2 separate regions of the Homo sapiens genome follow, and region 1 is linked to region 2. A link is a contact called in ENCODE Hi-C data. All regions are on one chromosome and are shown on one strand. The core of a region is the stretch at or near the end of the contact, and the rest is flanking DNA. Distances in the headings are between cores, read along the strand shown. Region 1 has its middle 16 kb from the start of MIR2277. Region 2 holds the start of GSCAR (glioma stem cell association long noncoding RNA).

What was found. A loop is a pair of places that touch in the nucleus more often than their neighbours do. Pooled maps may share reads with other maps.
Region 1: a loop to region 2 is called in a map of B cell, with 8 times the contacts of the local background. The contact joins the enhancer-like site here to the promoter of GSCAR in region 2. A Hi-C loop is called at or near these places in 2 of 168 maps with a recorded cell type or tissue (B cell and ascending aorta), 2 of 37 single-sample maps with no recorded cell type and 8 of 50 pooled maps.

Annotation. Positions count from the first base shown.
Region 1 is chr5:93,600,856-93,608,483 of GRCh38, forward strand. No RefSeq gene overlaps it. Among named protein-coding and RNA genes, the nearest start is that of MIR2277, 16 kb to the right of the region's middle. RefSeq lists a silencer at 6,968-7,262. Within about 2 kb of position 3,521, at least 6 of the 41 ENCODE cell types and tissues checked have a DNase peak (open chromatin) inside an H3K27ac peak, as active enhancers do.
Region 2 is chr5:88,694,535-88,701,715 of GRCh38, forward strand. GSCAR (glioma stem cell association long noncoding RNA) reads right to left here and starts at 2,610. Exons shown (of 3, transcript XR_007058863.1): 1 at 1-2,610. All of the region lies in intron 1 of MEF2C-AS2 (MEF2C antisense RNA 2), which reads left to right. RefSeq lists an enhancer at 1,400-2,379.

The sequences.
Region 1 (7,628 bases), core at 2,271-4,770, 4.9 Mb after region 2:
ATTTGCTGATTGAACTTGGGTTGTCATGACCAGCAGGTTTATCCACATTAGAAGTGCTGGAGGTTTGTACTATATGTGCACAGGAGGTAGAGGTGGGGAGAAAAGGAAGGAGAAGGAAAGTAGGAAGAATAACAGACCAGGCCAATTTTGAAGGAGAGAAAATGATCTCTGTGGGACAACGTAAATAAACTTCCTAGCACTGGATTTGACTAAAAACTTGTAGCTGAGGAATATGTGGAGAGGGGTTCAGAGGAGATGGGGGGTAATTATAGTAAACTCTTAGATGTGGGGTATCATCAGGAAAAGGAGGACTCTGTTTTCCCCAGAAAAGTAATGTGACAGCAGGAAATTTATTAGCTGTGCTGTGTGTGGCGGTTAGGTATGTGGGGGGTGGAATTATGGAGGGAGGCTCCAGAGAAAGGAAGAAGTTCCAGGACTCAAAGCAGAAGTGTCATGGAACCAGGAGCCCTCCACTCTCCTTGACAAAAGTTGCCTAGGAGGTGTAGATGTGAAATCTCTAGAAGACATTATCTTTGCACCTTATTAGTTTCATCTATTTGAGCTGATTCTGGCATTAGAACCACATATAAAATGAATCAGCGCACAGGATGAAGAACACCTCCCCACCTCTTGGGCCACCCTCCAAAAGGGGGTAGTAGTGATTATAAGCTTCAAAACACAAGGAGTACTCAGCCTGGGCAGCCCATTTCTATTAAAGAGGCAAAACTTTAGTACTGATGAAAAACAGATGATTTTTTTCTTCCTCTCTGAAACAGTTACTCTCTTTTACTGATGTGAAGTGACGTCAGCAATGCCTGCCCTATCCCCTTGGAGAGAGGGGAGAGAGGAGGAGGGTATGGAAGGAAGGAGCTGGGAGAAAGAGCAAGAGAAAAAGAGAAAGAGGAATTGACAGAAGAGGAAAAAGGGTGGTGGGGGGAGAGAATGAGAATGTATATCCTACACTTTGGGGGGCCAAAAATCCACAAAGAGTGGGCAAAACAATGCTTTAGAAGCCTGTGATTGATAAGACACCTTTCCTTGCTCTCACCCGATCTACATATTCTAACATATGGAAAGCTTAGAGGCCCTGTGCACTTATAGAAGCCGATAATGCATTAGCTCTCAGCAATATTTACAGCACCACTCTTAATACACACCAGATGGTTCGCGACTGTGCCGCCTCAGCCAGCTCACTCCTCGATTTTACTCGGCGGCACTTTGTTGCAATTACGCTCCATGCTGAGACCAATTTTATTGGTGACCTATTTTTCATATTTGCAGCATTTTATGTTAAAAACCTCCTCTCTGGCCTTTTTGTTAAGGGCAGCGCTCAGGAAGGGAGAGTTTAGGAGGACAGCGGTGCTGAGGGTCTGTCGAGGTGGATATTAATATTTATCGTGATGTTACATACCTTGGGTTTAAGTGAGTAAACCGGATAGACATAAGTACTCCGGTCATTATGTTTGTTCACTAACCCCTGTTTGTCAGACCCCCACGGACTCTACACGGCGCGCTTGCCTCAGAGTCAATACATCGGACCATAAATATTGTATTCCATTAATTATCACCCCACTGGCTTATCCTGGGCGCCGGCGTCCTCGAGCGACGCAGGGCAAATGAGGACGCTTCCTGAGCATATTTCTAGGCTGGGAACCCCGCTGAAATTTCCGCGGTGCCTGGGAATTCCTAGAGCCTGAGCGCCTGGCTCAACCCGGTCTGGGCCTGGGGCTGGCGTGCAGGGAAGGGGAGCTGGCGGGAGAAGGCCCGACGCCGCCAGGAGCACTCGGTACCAGTTATCTTGCTACGCAGAAGGCCACTGGGAGAATCCCATTTGGCACGCCGGAAAAGGCTTTCAACTTTATCTCCCGCCATGTAAATAACCCCGAGTGCCTGACTGAGGGACTTTGTTTTGCACCGAACAATATAAATATTCTATTTGCTACAACGCAGGTGTGCTCTTCCTACCTAAACTCTCCCCTCCCTGCCTCGCTTATGGTAACTCTTTCTACCCACCCCCTCCCCTGGTTAAAAAAAAATCACAGATGTTTACTTTATTGATATAACCTATACCGTGGTTAGGCTGAGAATAATACGCCTCAACTAACAGTCATTTAGCAAATAATAGAGGCGTTCTGGATGCTTTCCAACGTTACACATGTACTTGGTCATAAAATGATACGTGAAAAAATTAACATCTGCTTTCCTAAAATAAAGTGTGCCAAGTAGCTTTTTATGAATTCTTTCCTCATTTTAAAAAGAAATATGGAGAGACAAACTAGCACCCAGATGTATAGCACATTTATAATGGTTTTAGAATTTAAAGGTAGCTATTCATTGCACAAGCCATTTAAAAACTGACGTTTTAAAAGCTACTTAACCCCAGACATCTTCGAATCCTGAGGAGTCTTCCAAATTTTATTATTTAAAGAGGAATTTACTGTAATTTAATTGCGTATCAAGGCAGAACTATGTGCAAGTCGGGGCACTGCAGCCTCAGCTCAACAGAAATTCCATCTCGCCTTTTATTTACCTAATTTCTCAGCAAGGTTCCCAGGCCCTTAAGAAGGCCGAGCTGGAAAGTTTAGTTGGGCTCTTTTTTGTTGTTGTTTAATTCCACTATTAGGAAATGAGGCCTACCTTTGAATTATTTCATTATGATTTGGCCTTTTGGGGGAAGGGGTGGGAACTATAATCATTAGTGGCTTTTTATTATTTCTACAATAAATGGCTAGATTCTTTGTTGAATAAGCTGCTTGAATGTTTTGCAGATGTTCCACTTAGACCAAATCTGACCCCCTATTTCCTCCCAAATAAGTCGCTTAAACTCTCCCTCCAGTCCATTTACTGGAGAACATCCTCCCTCAACCTAGCAAGTTGATAAGCCTAGGACATATTCTTATGAAATTTCACCTAACTGCACATGCACGCACACACACACACACCACACACACATTTACACACACACTCCCACCCACTGAGCCTCTGAGCGTGGCAGAGGATAAGAGAAGAGAAAAAAAAAAGGCGAGGAACTGGTGAGGCGGAATGGAAAGGAGGAGGGAAGTCAGCCCAGTGGTTACACCCCTGTGCAGAGGCGCGCCCTCCACTGGCCCCCTTGCCCCACTTTGTGCCTTTGGTTTGAAACACTGGAGGTGGCCCAGGGCCGTTTTCCTCAAAGGACTGAGAATCTTGATTTGCCAAGTGCTTGGGGCCTCCGCCCAAGGTGTTTGGGGGCTGCGTGGTGAGCCGAGGCAAAGCCAGGGTACCCCGATCGTCTTCCGGGCGCATCCACCATGCGGCACCGCCCCAGCCACGGCGGCCGCGCGTGGAGACCCGGGGGCTTAACAAAGGGCTCCGCGGGGGCACGGGGGGGCGCGGCCACGTGACAGGCCCGAGCGCGACGTCGCTGTCCAGCCGCGGGGAGGGGCGGCCAGCCCGGGGGGCCGTGGGGCTTCTTGACATAGAACGTCCGGGCCTCGGGCTGGCCGCGCCGGGCCGCGCTCCGCCGGGATGAGAAGTACTTGTCTGGCTCCGCGCTGGAGAAGCCGCACCTCTCATCTCTCCGGCTCTTACTTGAAAAAGCACTTGGAAGAAACTGTGTGTGCGCTGGGAGGGCCGCGGGGTGGGCCGGGGCCGGCTGCGAGGCTGAGGGGGGCCGGCTGGTGGGTGGATGGGGAGGAGGTTGAAGAAACAGCCCCTTTCTGAGTGACAGGACCCCTTTTCAAAGGGCAAACAGAAAAAAAAAAGAAGAAGAAGAAGAAGAAGCTCCTAATATGAATAGGAGAATTTTCAATGTTTCGCAGTTACTCCACCTCCCCCCTTTTAAAGAGGGATATTTTTTCCTTTCCTTTTTTCCTATTTTTCTTTCTTTCCTTTCTGTCCTTACCCTCCCTTCCTTTCCTTCCTTCCCTCCCTCCCTCCCTCCCTCCGTTCCTTCCTTCCTTCCTTCTTTCCTTCCTTCCTTCCCTTTTCTTTCTTTCTCTCATTAGATTGGAATTGCGTGCACAAACGTGTTTTTATGTGTTTTCAGGAGAAAGAATGATTCATTAACTTTAAAAAATCTTCATGGGTTTGTCAGAATTATTGAAACATGTTATGGTGTTTTCGAGGACCCACTGACCAGAGTGGAAAGGCAACAGACGAGTCACGCTTTCAGACAGGGGGTTTTAAAGATGCTGGGTTTGTAGGGGCGAAAAAAGGGAATATCTTACGAAGTTCTCCCTCATTCCAATAACAAAACCTGTCACATCTTCACTTCTTACTAGAAAAGATAGTGTCCTCATTTCCTCATGTGAACAGCTCTAAAGTGATTACTGAATGTCTCTGTGAGAAATCAGGATGGGAGAGGAAAGCTCATCACATTCAGAGATTTTTTTTTAAGCCTGCCTTCATGTAATTTAACCTTAGAAACACTTTTATTATCCTCATTCTCAACCCCAGCTTTTTTTTTTTTAATTGGAGGGCCATGCCATATAGAGGAGAAAACCTTCTTTTAAAAAAGATTTAAACCCACAGTACCACTTGTTTGTTGTTGTTGTTGTTATCATGATTATGATGGTTATTATGTCGTCCCCTCCTTTTTGCACTTGATCTGATGAGAGAACTTTTTTTAAGAGTGTGAAATGAAGGACACAAAGACATATATCAATGAAAAGAAGAAAGTGGCCCTTTTAATGAGAACTAAAGAAAACCCAAATGTAGATGAAGTGTACCGTAAAAGCTGCTTCAAAGTCCATCTTAATTCCCTTGGGCTCAGTCATCACGAACGCGTGATAATTGGGAGTTCTGCACGGAGGTAAGGCCGCCATAGGGTGGGGAGTCCCGCAGATGCACCTCCCTGCCCTGTAATCCCAAATACATTTCAACCAAGAACTTGGAGATATTACAGAACCCAGATTTGGCTACTCCACCTTCAAACGCTACCTGCCCATTAAAGACATTTTGTTTTCTTCCAGAGCAACTGTGCTCACTAGGGGAGCATCATCCTCTGTCCCACCCCACCTCACCCCCCAGCAGGCTGATATAGGCTGGACAATATTGTAAGGTTTTGATCATTATTTTGTGATCAACTCTGTTTAATTTTCTATTTATTTTCGGACCTGAGCCTTTCTGGATCACAAAAGTCCCCACAAGTAACACAGCAATAAATCTGAACAAAAATAAGACAGATTTCCTTATCGATGTGTAATAAAGTTAAAGGACATTGTTTTGTCAGACAAGCGCTAAGTAGAAAATAAATCTCAGGGTCTGGGGAAACAAAACGGAGCGCTGCTGGCATGTGTGTAAATTTACTTTTAAAAGCAATAAATCAATGTTAAATTAAACAGCTGGGTACCCTGTCTAGGAGAAGGTTCCGTGTTTAAGAAGACCTTGATGGGAGAAATGTACTATTTAACAAGACACACACACACACACACACACACACACACACACACAAAGTTAAATTTTTATTGGCATCCGGAGGCAAGACTGCCCTGGGAACTTTTCTTCTGAACTTCAGAGAGGGAGAGGGAAATAAGAGAGAGCATGAATTGTGTCTACTGTCCATCCTCAGATCTTTACACATATTTTCAGGCATAAGGAGAAAAGGAGGTTTTGTAGAAATGTATTAGATGTGTTCTAAATTGTGGGTTAAACTATGAAGTCTCTCTTTATTGGCTTAGGTTTGTTGGGTGGGTTGTGATTTTTCTGAGATTTTTTTTTCCTGTAAGTTCTATGACCTGTGAGTGTGTTAAGCATACTCTTATCTCATGCTTCCTTTATTCTTAATGTGGTTGTTTTGCACAGCAAATAGCACAGTAGAAAAATCAAGAGGACTGTTATTTCATATCTATTGTGCTTGTGTTCATTAAGTAGCAAACCTGAGATTGGAGTAGCATTTGATATTCAACAGGAATATTTTAATATTTCATTTTCTAATTTTTTTGTTTTTGTTTTTGTTGTTATTTTACAAAACTTCACTTCACTGGGAAAAAAATTGTGTGTGGGACATGGAGATGAGGAGAGAACAATAGAAAAGCCTAGCTCTGGCTCTGTATTCTAAGAACAATGTGAATCAATGAGCTACTATAGAGGCAATATTCAATAGCAGGAAATTAAGAGTAGTTTAAGACTAGCATGTATATACACTGGATTATTTTCCAGCCTTAAAATGAAATTCCAGAAAGACTCTTTAGAAAGCACACATATTATTGAGATGAACTCTCTCAGTCTTTTGAATTCAGATGGACTGGTTTAAAAGAAAAATATGCGGTACCTGCCTCTACAGAAACCAGCAGATTATTCTTTACTTTCTTCACATTGAAATCCCAGAAGCTTTATTTTGTAGTTACATTGTTAGCCCAGTTCCAAAGAATATTCATATAATTAGGTAACATTATTCAAACTTTAAAATTATTTTTAAAAAGTGTTTCAACCCCACCCCCACCCCCTTCAAGCTACACACTAACAGGGTAGTTTTCTAGCTTTCTAGCTACCTTTGACTTTTCTTCAGCCAAAGAAAATATCAAAGACCCAGTTGCCTGGAGAAGAATAAAGTTACAGCATTTATATTTAGGAGGCAGCATTCCATTTCCATGACCATCAGTGGCTTGTTAAGTAAATATGTGTCTTATGCCACTCGGAGAGAGCTCAGATCGCCTGTCAGGAGGCGTCTGGGCAGCCTTGTAAACTCAGAGTGACTTCTCATATCGTGCTATGTTTTCCCAGCGATGCGCTTTCCTCTGCGCTGAAGCCCTGGGAATCATTTCAGCCCAAGGTGAGCCTTTCAGGCACTGCTCTTTGTCCCCATTTGGATAAGAAGGTGCAAAACTAGTTAGACACTAGGCTGATTTTGGGGAGGTGGTAGGAGGGGATGGAGAAGCGGCCTGTTCTAATTAAAGACAATAAGCAATCCTGCGAGGAGCTGTCCTTTAGCCTTGGCTGGAGGCAGAAACGGTCTGTCTCACCTCAGTTGTTAGGTTTATTTGAGCTGGTCGGTGAGGCGAAGAGCAGAAACTTGCAGGTAGCTCTGGGCTCAGGTGAGACTGGGTGGATGGTTAAATCACAGCAAGTGATCTCGAAGTCCCCCTTTACCTCCCCATCCCCTGTCCTTCTGTGCTCTGTGCTTGACTCAGGCATACTTTGATTCTAACTTTGCTTGCTAGATGGCGCTCGGTGTCTCAGGACTTTCTGTTTCAGAATTAAAGCGGCTTTTTAGCACCGTTGTTCTGAACTATTTGTGGGCATTTGATCAGTACAGTGCTGGTAATGTTATTATTGCCCTTGTTTTCGTCACACTTTTTCTCTTTTTGATTAAGGTATCGTCCAGGTGGGAGCTGCCCATCTTAATCCATATAATAATGAAATTCAGGGAAACTCTGCACCTAAATTTAGGGCACATGTGTGGTTCAATTACCTGTTCTGGTGCACTTAAAAAGGCACCTTAGTAACTTTCCTCCAAGAATGTGATTGAGGTTTTCAAGAGGACAACTCAGCAGGTCCAGATGGTGATTTACAATCGTCGAGGTTTCCCACTAGAGTCCACCACCCTCTCCCACCACTACTCCCCATTCTCACTCGAAGATGAATCAGGCTGATGTGGGGAACTTATTACTTTCATTTGTCATTATGAGATAGCATTAATTGATTGA
Region 2 (7,181 bases), core at 1,360-3,859:
TTTTCCTCACTTTTCTTTTTCTCAAACTGCAAAATTTTAGTGCCTGAATGGCGAATGGGGAAAAGGACTGGCCGGAGAGTGAGGCACGGAAGGGAGGTCTGAAAGTGAATTTTTCAATGCCTAGTTTACCCTTGATGTCGCATTCCATCTTAAATGGCCACTATGATGATAATCTGAGCAGTAATATTAGTCGATTTTCCTGCTCTACAGTGCGGCTTGGAGAAGTCTTGGGAATCAAACGGCATGAACTTAGATTCCTGTTACACAACTTTTCAATGAGGGAGGAGGATATCGAATACCTCACTCAGTCTTCGGGAATGGAGCCTTCAAAAACACTTTTGTGAGGCCGGGCGCGGTGGCTCACGCATGTAATCCCAGCACTTTGGAAGGCCAAGGCGGGCGGATCACGAGGTCAGGAGTTCAAGCCTTGCCAACATGGTGAAACCCCGTCTCTACTAAAAATACACAAATTAGCTGGGCATGGTGGCGCGCGCCTGTAATCTCAGCTACTCGGGAGGCTGAGGCAGGAGAATCGCTTGAACCGGGACCCGGGAAGCAAAGGTTGCAGTGAGCGGAGATCGCGCCACTGCACTCCAGCCTGAGCTACAGAGCGAGACTCCGTCTCAAAAAAAAAAAAAAAAAAGAAAGAAAAAGAAAAAAGAAAAAAAAAAAAGAAAGAAAGAAAAGAAAGAAAAAACCCTTGTGAGCCGCCTAAAAACCGTCCTGTGAGCATCTCATCCCCACACTGGCGCTGCCACCCGCACGGACCTTCCAACTTCGCACTGTTCCATTTTCTCTATGTGCTTTTCAGCCCATCCTTGGAGTTGCTCTGTAAGAAGGACTTTCGGAGTGAAACTCCACAGTGCGGTTCAAAGACACGCTTAGGATGCCCCGGGATGGAGAGAGGACTGAGCTTGGACTGGAATTCCTGGAACAGACGAGGGCTTGTGAGCTTGTCCCAGGCACTGAGGACAGCATACTCTTCCCGACAAGGGCATCTGGGTCGAGAGAAGGTGGAGCGGGTCTTCGGCAAAGGCGAAACCCTGGAGAACGCTGCCCCACCCCACCCTGTAAGCGTGGACGAGTAATAATCTCCCGGCCTCAGTTTCCACCCTCTGCTTATATCAATTTTAAGAAGCTTTATTTTTTCTAAGATGATTTTCCCTACATATTTCTTGTCTCCCTCACTGCCATTCCCGCCCCTCCCCCCCAAAATACATTGTAAATCTTTTTCCTCCTACGGTTAATTTTAAAGAACCACAAAAGTTTGCATAAGACAGAATTTACCTGCCCATATATTTCTGTTGAAGGTGGAAAATTGTTTTTACGTGGCAAGTTTTATTTCTATTGATTTCTAAAAATTTTATCTGGAAAGAATTTGGCTCATGAGCTAAATAATATAGTTACCATTTGCTTAATAATTTTTAAGCTCTAGGCATTGAGGTAAATGCTTTATATATTTTTTCTTAGTCTGAGAACAACCATGTAAAATAGGGTTTTTCCTTCTGTTTTTCTTCCTCCCTCTCTTCTTTCCAATTTGAAAACTGAGGCAGAGACATTAAATGGCTTTCACAAAGGTATAGAGCTAGTAAGTAGCAGAGGCAGAGTCTGAACACAACTACCAACCGCTAAGTGGAAGCTCTTAGCAGAGGTCAGCCGAGTTTTCAAGTGAGGCTATAACTGCTGAAGAGTAGCCCTTCAACCTATGGTACTTGGTTGCCCATTATAAAGGAAAGCTGTGTAGTAATTTGACTTTTTATACCTTAAGAAATAATCACGGCAAAAAAAAACCCTAAAAATAATCTTTAGCTGTTAAGCAATCATCATATTGCTAGTTGTAGTGCTGTTATTCATATTTTGCAACTGTTTATATATTATGAGATAAAGCAAGTAAGTCATTATATTGGTGTCTTACAGAACTGAAATTTTTCATTATAAGTAAAAAGGAGATACAGGTGGAAGATTATTGAAATCAAATAAAAATCTTATAGCCCTGGAAAGAAAAAAAAAGGAAAGCTATGGTTAAGAAGCAAGAGTAGAAGCTGTGAGTAGTTACTACCAGTACAGAAAGCTTGAAACAGACTTGTATTCCCACCCCAATCAATGCTTCTCACAGGAGCACATTGAATCCTCTGTTATGTTAATTCTGGCAATCTCTATGTCTTCTGGGTCCTACCATCAAACCTCTGAAAGCAATTCAAATATTTTGCCACTCCCTTTGACCATTTATTTTTTAAATCTGAGATTAGAATTGTGGAACACATAGTGGATTGATATAAAGAGGAAAATCAAGCACCAGGAATAAAGATTATAAAAGAGTTAGCTCCTTGAAGGTTGTTGGTAATAGACCAATCATGCCAACATAAAAAAATTAAATACTACTTTAATGAAATTTCATACTTTTAATAAATTACTTTCATCTTGTTAGTTCTGATCTAGAATATCTTTGTATTTAACATAAATGAGATAAAATTATAAAGAGATTCATCCTCTATTTTCCATTATAACATGCATAAAGTAAGATTTCAAAAATTTAAATAAATGTGTCAGAATATTCATGGAAAGTATTCAGCTGTGAGATTATGTACTTATTTGAATAAAGTGTCTTTTTACAATATATTTGGATTCTTCTATTTCTCCACTTCCTCCTTTTTTCCTCCTCTCTCATCCTCATTTTTCTCCTCCTCATCCATTTTCCCTTTCTCTTCCTCCCATTCATTTTGTCATTGGAATCTATTTCTGAGACACATGAGAAAATGAACCTCATTAGTTTATTTTTTCCTTAAAATGGTATTTTTGAAAAAAAAAAGCAGAAGATGTCACCTTCAACTGAGGATGATATGCCAATTTGAATAGCATATCCTCTGACTGTTGCAGACATTCAGAACTATGTGTGCCATCCCAAAGAAGGTCTTCAATGGCAGCTATTTTTTAAAATGTTGTTTTACAGTCACATTCGATTTACTATTAGATTATCCTCGAATTAAAATAGCTGATACCATAATACTAAATACTAACATTTTAAAGCTATTGTTATGATGTGTTTACCATTGCCATTACTTTTAAAACCAAGGAAAGCACAGTCTGGTAAGACACAATCAGCAGTGAGATACAATCACAACACCACATAAGAGAAATGTAATGTATCATAGCTAGCCCTAGAAAAATAACATTCATCTGCTTTGTAATCTCTCAGATTCGATTGCAGCAAGGAAATATTTATACTTTCATGCAAAAACACATGAGAACCACGGTTTAGAATGGCTAAAATTTTGAGCAAAAAATAGTTTTGTCTTCATCACGTATTGTGTATTGAGCTTTTTTTGTTTTTCTCCTTCATCAACAAACTTAGCTTACCTTTCTTCTAATCTTTGAGGGCCCTGCTCTTTGCTTCCCAAGGTAATGACTGGGTCATTTGATAAAATGAGCCTAGGCTAATGTATTGATGGTTATAAATGTGTTAATGTGCAAATCTTTGGCCACAATTCCTTCAAGCTTTTCAAATCAGATATGAATCTTAATGAACACGTTTGGAGGGAATACTCTTTGTTGTCTAACTTTAGTAAGGGGAACATAATGGTACTACATAAACTCACTCTTTTAAGGCTGGCCTGTCATAAATGCTTAAATACTCATCAGTGCAATTATGAAGAAAGCCCATTAGGGAAAGAATTGAAACCTAGCATATCTGGAACATAAGATAGCTGAATTTAAAAAAAATAGCTAAGACAGCTTTAAAATTTAGACAGTAGAAGACCCATTTATAATTCTTAGACATTAATTTTAAAAGATCATTCAATGACAATTTAAATTATTGGGCTTGTGCTAGAAAGAAGACTACTCTTCTCCTATGTTGAAACCACATTCACCTTTCTGTCCCCAGAACACTTGCTTCTTCCCTTTATAATTGGTGTTCTCTATGCCTGGAACACTTCCCACAGAAATTAACATGATTGCATGCTCATTGCATTCTCAGGAAGCATTCCTAGGCCAAACTAGCTCAACCCATTACCCCATCACTCTCTACCACATTTGTATTTTAAAAATAGAATCTGTAATAATCTGAAAGAGCTTTGTTTCTATATTCGTTTACACTTTTAAATATACTTCTATTACAGGAACCACCAAGAGGTCAGGGACTTTGCCTGCCTTACTCATTACACAGCAGATACTCAGTAAATATTGAATAAATGATTAAATATGTCTATTTGTGATATAGGTCATCTTTTGGATATCTCGATCATTAGCCATTCTTCATTTGTATATATTATGCATACAAAAAAAGCACCAGTTCTGTTTTGTTTTCTAGTAACAATACATTTCTTAACCAGAAGCTAAAGTGGTTTGGGATAAGGCAGAACCTGGTTTAGAAATTAATGCAGAGAAATAGCTAGTTGGAAAGAATACTTGCTACGTACACCATTTCTTTTAGAAGACAACTTGCTAGTAGCAAGGGATTGTGTTATGCATAGATTTTACAAAATATCAAGACTACAGTAATCACTGAATACTTGCATTCATTTATTCATTAATTCAGCAAACATCCATAGTATGGCACTCTATGGTTGGTGCTGTGCACACAAAAATAATTAACATGATTCTCTCACAAGTTAGAGGTACAGTGACAGTCACCATCCTTTTAGGTAAAACTGCAAGCAGGAAAAATAAACTGCAGTGCATCTAGTCATTTTTCCATTTGCTTTCATTTCCTTCCTTCTTTAGGCACCCTTTGTATCTGGCTCTCCTTGTTTCTTCAATCAACTGTAGAAAAGTATCTGATAAAATTTCATACTAAAGTGTAAGAGATTTATATTGGCTATGTCCTAGAGATATTTACTTTATATCAAATTAGAAAGCAAATGAGAAACTCTCTAATTATGGACTTTCCAAACCAGACAGGAGAAGGTAAAATTATTTTTAAAGCCGCTGTTCCTGAAATCACACCGCCTAGGAAACTGATTAATTTGTTTATTCATTAACTTTGAGAACTTCACATTGAGCAACAAAAGGAGTCTTCTGTAAGATATAATTGGTGAGACTCCATGGACACTTCTAAAACTAAGTAAGTTCCTTCAATGCATTTAACATTTGGAGGGAGGATACTTTTGGTGTGTTCCTTTCTCTTTTTTTTTCCCTTTCCTTCTTTTCTTCCTCCCTTCTTTTTCTTTCCTCCTTCTCCTTTCTCCTCATCCTCTTCCTGATCCTTCTCCCCCTCTTGCTCTTCCTCCTTTTTTTCTTCCTTCTGCTTCATTTTTGCTCTTACTTTCTCTCCTGGAAATCCTGAAGATATGAGGAAATGTTGTAAGAAAAAAAAAAAGAAGAAAGGGATTTTCAGGACTTAGCCAGCATGACCAGGCAGTCAGAGGCAATGAAGAAATTACTTGGAAGGAATAGGTTGGTGTTGGGGTCTATTCAGTTGTTGTCCTCTCCTTTTGGCCTGACTAGGGAAATAGTGATAGAAGTGGGGTATTTCCTAAGCTTAGATGCTTGAATTATTCATTAGTCTAAAGTAAATTAACATTTAGAGGCAGGTGACACACATTTTCTTGAACAATTATTATCACTAATCATCATTTTCCACAGTAATTTGTATGCTCTCATTATTAGCTCTTGATTTCTATGTAAATCCTTTCCATAAAACTGCCACAAGATGGAAGTTTTTTTATTGGCTCTCTTTACCTCTTGATATATTTCTTGGCATTTTGGCATTCCTCATCTGGCACTTGATGGCTGGGTTTTCAGATTAGGCTGACTGTTGACATGCCCATATAAAACATTCTTTCATTGAGCATATTGCATTTATACAGGAGGCCACCTTGTCCCACCTTCTGCCATATTGTGCCCATATTTTTTTATGTCAATTGTCCAAACATTGACTCTCACATTTTCCCCCTTTTGATTTTTCATTGTGCACCACATTTGACACTTTAACTACTTTTACTAGTTGTCCATGCCTTGTCACAAAGACTGAAACTGACACAGGTTTTGCCTAAACAGTTGCCTTGAATAAGTACATTTGTCATATGGATATCCCCTTCAAATCCTTTAGAACACCTTGGATACTTTTCTGCTAATCTTTTCTTACAGTTATTTGGGCTCCAGGACTCAGCTACGTGAAGGGAACTATCATTCTTTGTAACAGTTATTTCATACCAACAGTAAATTTTTAAATAAACCCCAGAAAGTGTTCTTGAGATTAGCTAGTTCATGGCAGCCTGTGGCTTGTGTCCCTGTCTGGCTCCTGAGGGAATGATCCAGTTTGATTGAAGAATTGCTGATAATTCTACTAAATTGAAAGAGTTCCACTTTGATCTAATATAATATCTAAAATTTTTACCTTTAGAATAAACCTCATTATACTGGTGAGGAGAGGGATGGACACCCTAGAAAGAGTCAATGCATTAATTTCCAGCATTTACAGGTTAAGTGACACTTAATAAATCATTGAAGAGTCGCTTAACCTGTGAATGAGACCCGTAAATGAAACCATCTCATTCAAGTCCTGGCTCTCTGATTTACCAATGGGGTGACCCTATGGCAAGTTAATTCATCCTATGCCTCAATTTTTCTCACCCATAAAAAAGCTTTACTGATTGTGCCTATCTCACAATGTTGTTATGAGGATTCAATGAGTTAATGCCTGAAAACCTGAAATTAGTGCCTGGCATCTAGTAAGTACATCTAGTGTCAGCAAAGACTGTGATGATGATGGTGAGGATGGTGGTACATGAATAGTTTTCCTGGAACAAAAAAGGATGAAGCCTTAGCAAAATGGACACAAATATATAATTTTTTTTATCTCCAAAATTGGGTAAGAATGGTCTGAAGAACAGGTGATATTGTTTGGATATTCGTCCCCAGCCAAATTTCATGCTGAAGTGTAATCCCCAAAGCTGGAGGTGGGGCCTGGTAGAAGGTGTTTGGATCATGGGAGTGGATCCCTCATGGCTTGGTGCTGTCTTCATGATAGGGAGTTCTAGCAAGATATGGTCACTTAAAAGTGTGTGACACTCCCACTCCTGCACCAGCCCCACTCTCTCTTGCTTGCTCCTGCTGTTGCCATGTGACTTGACTGCTCCTCCTTTGCCTTTTCCCATGATTGTAAGTTTCCTGAGGCCTTCCTAGAAGCCAAGCAGATGCCAGCACCATGCTTCTTGTACACCCTGCAGAACCTTGAGCCA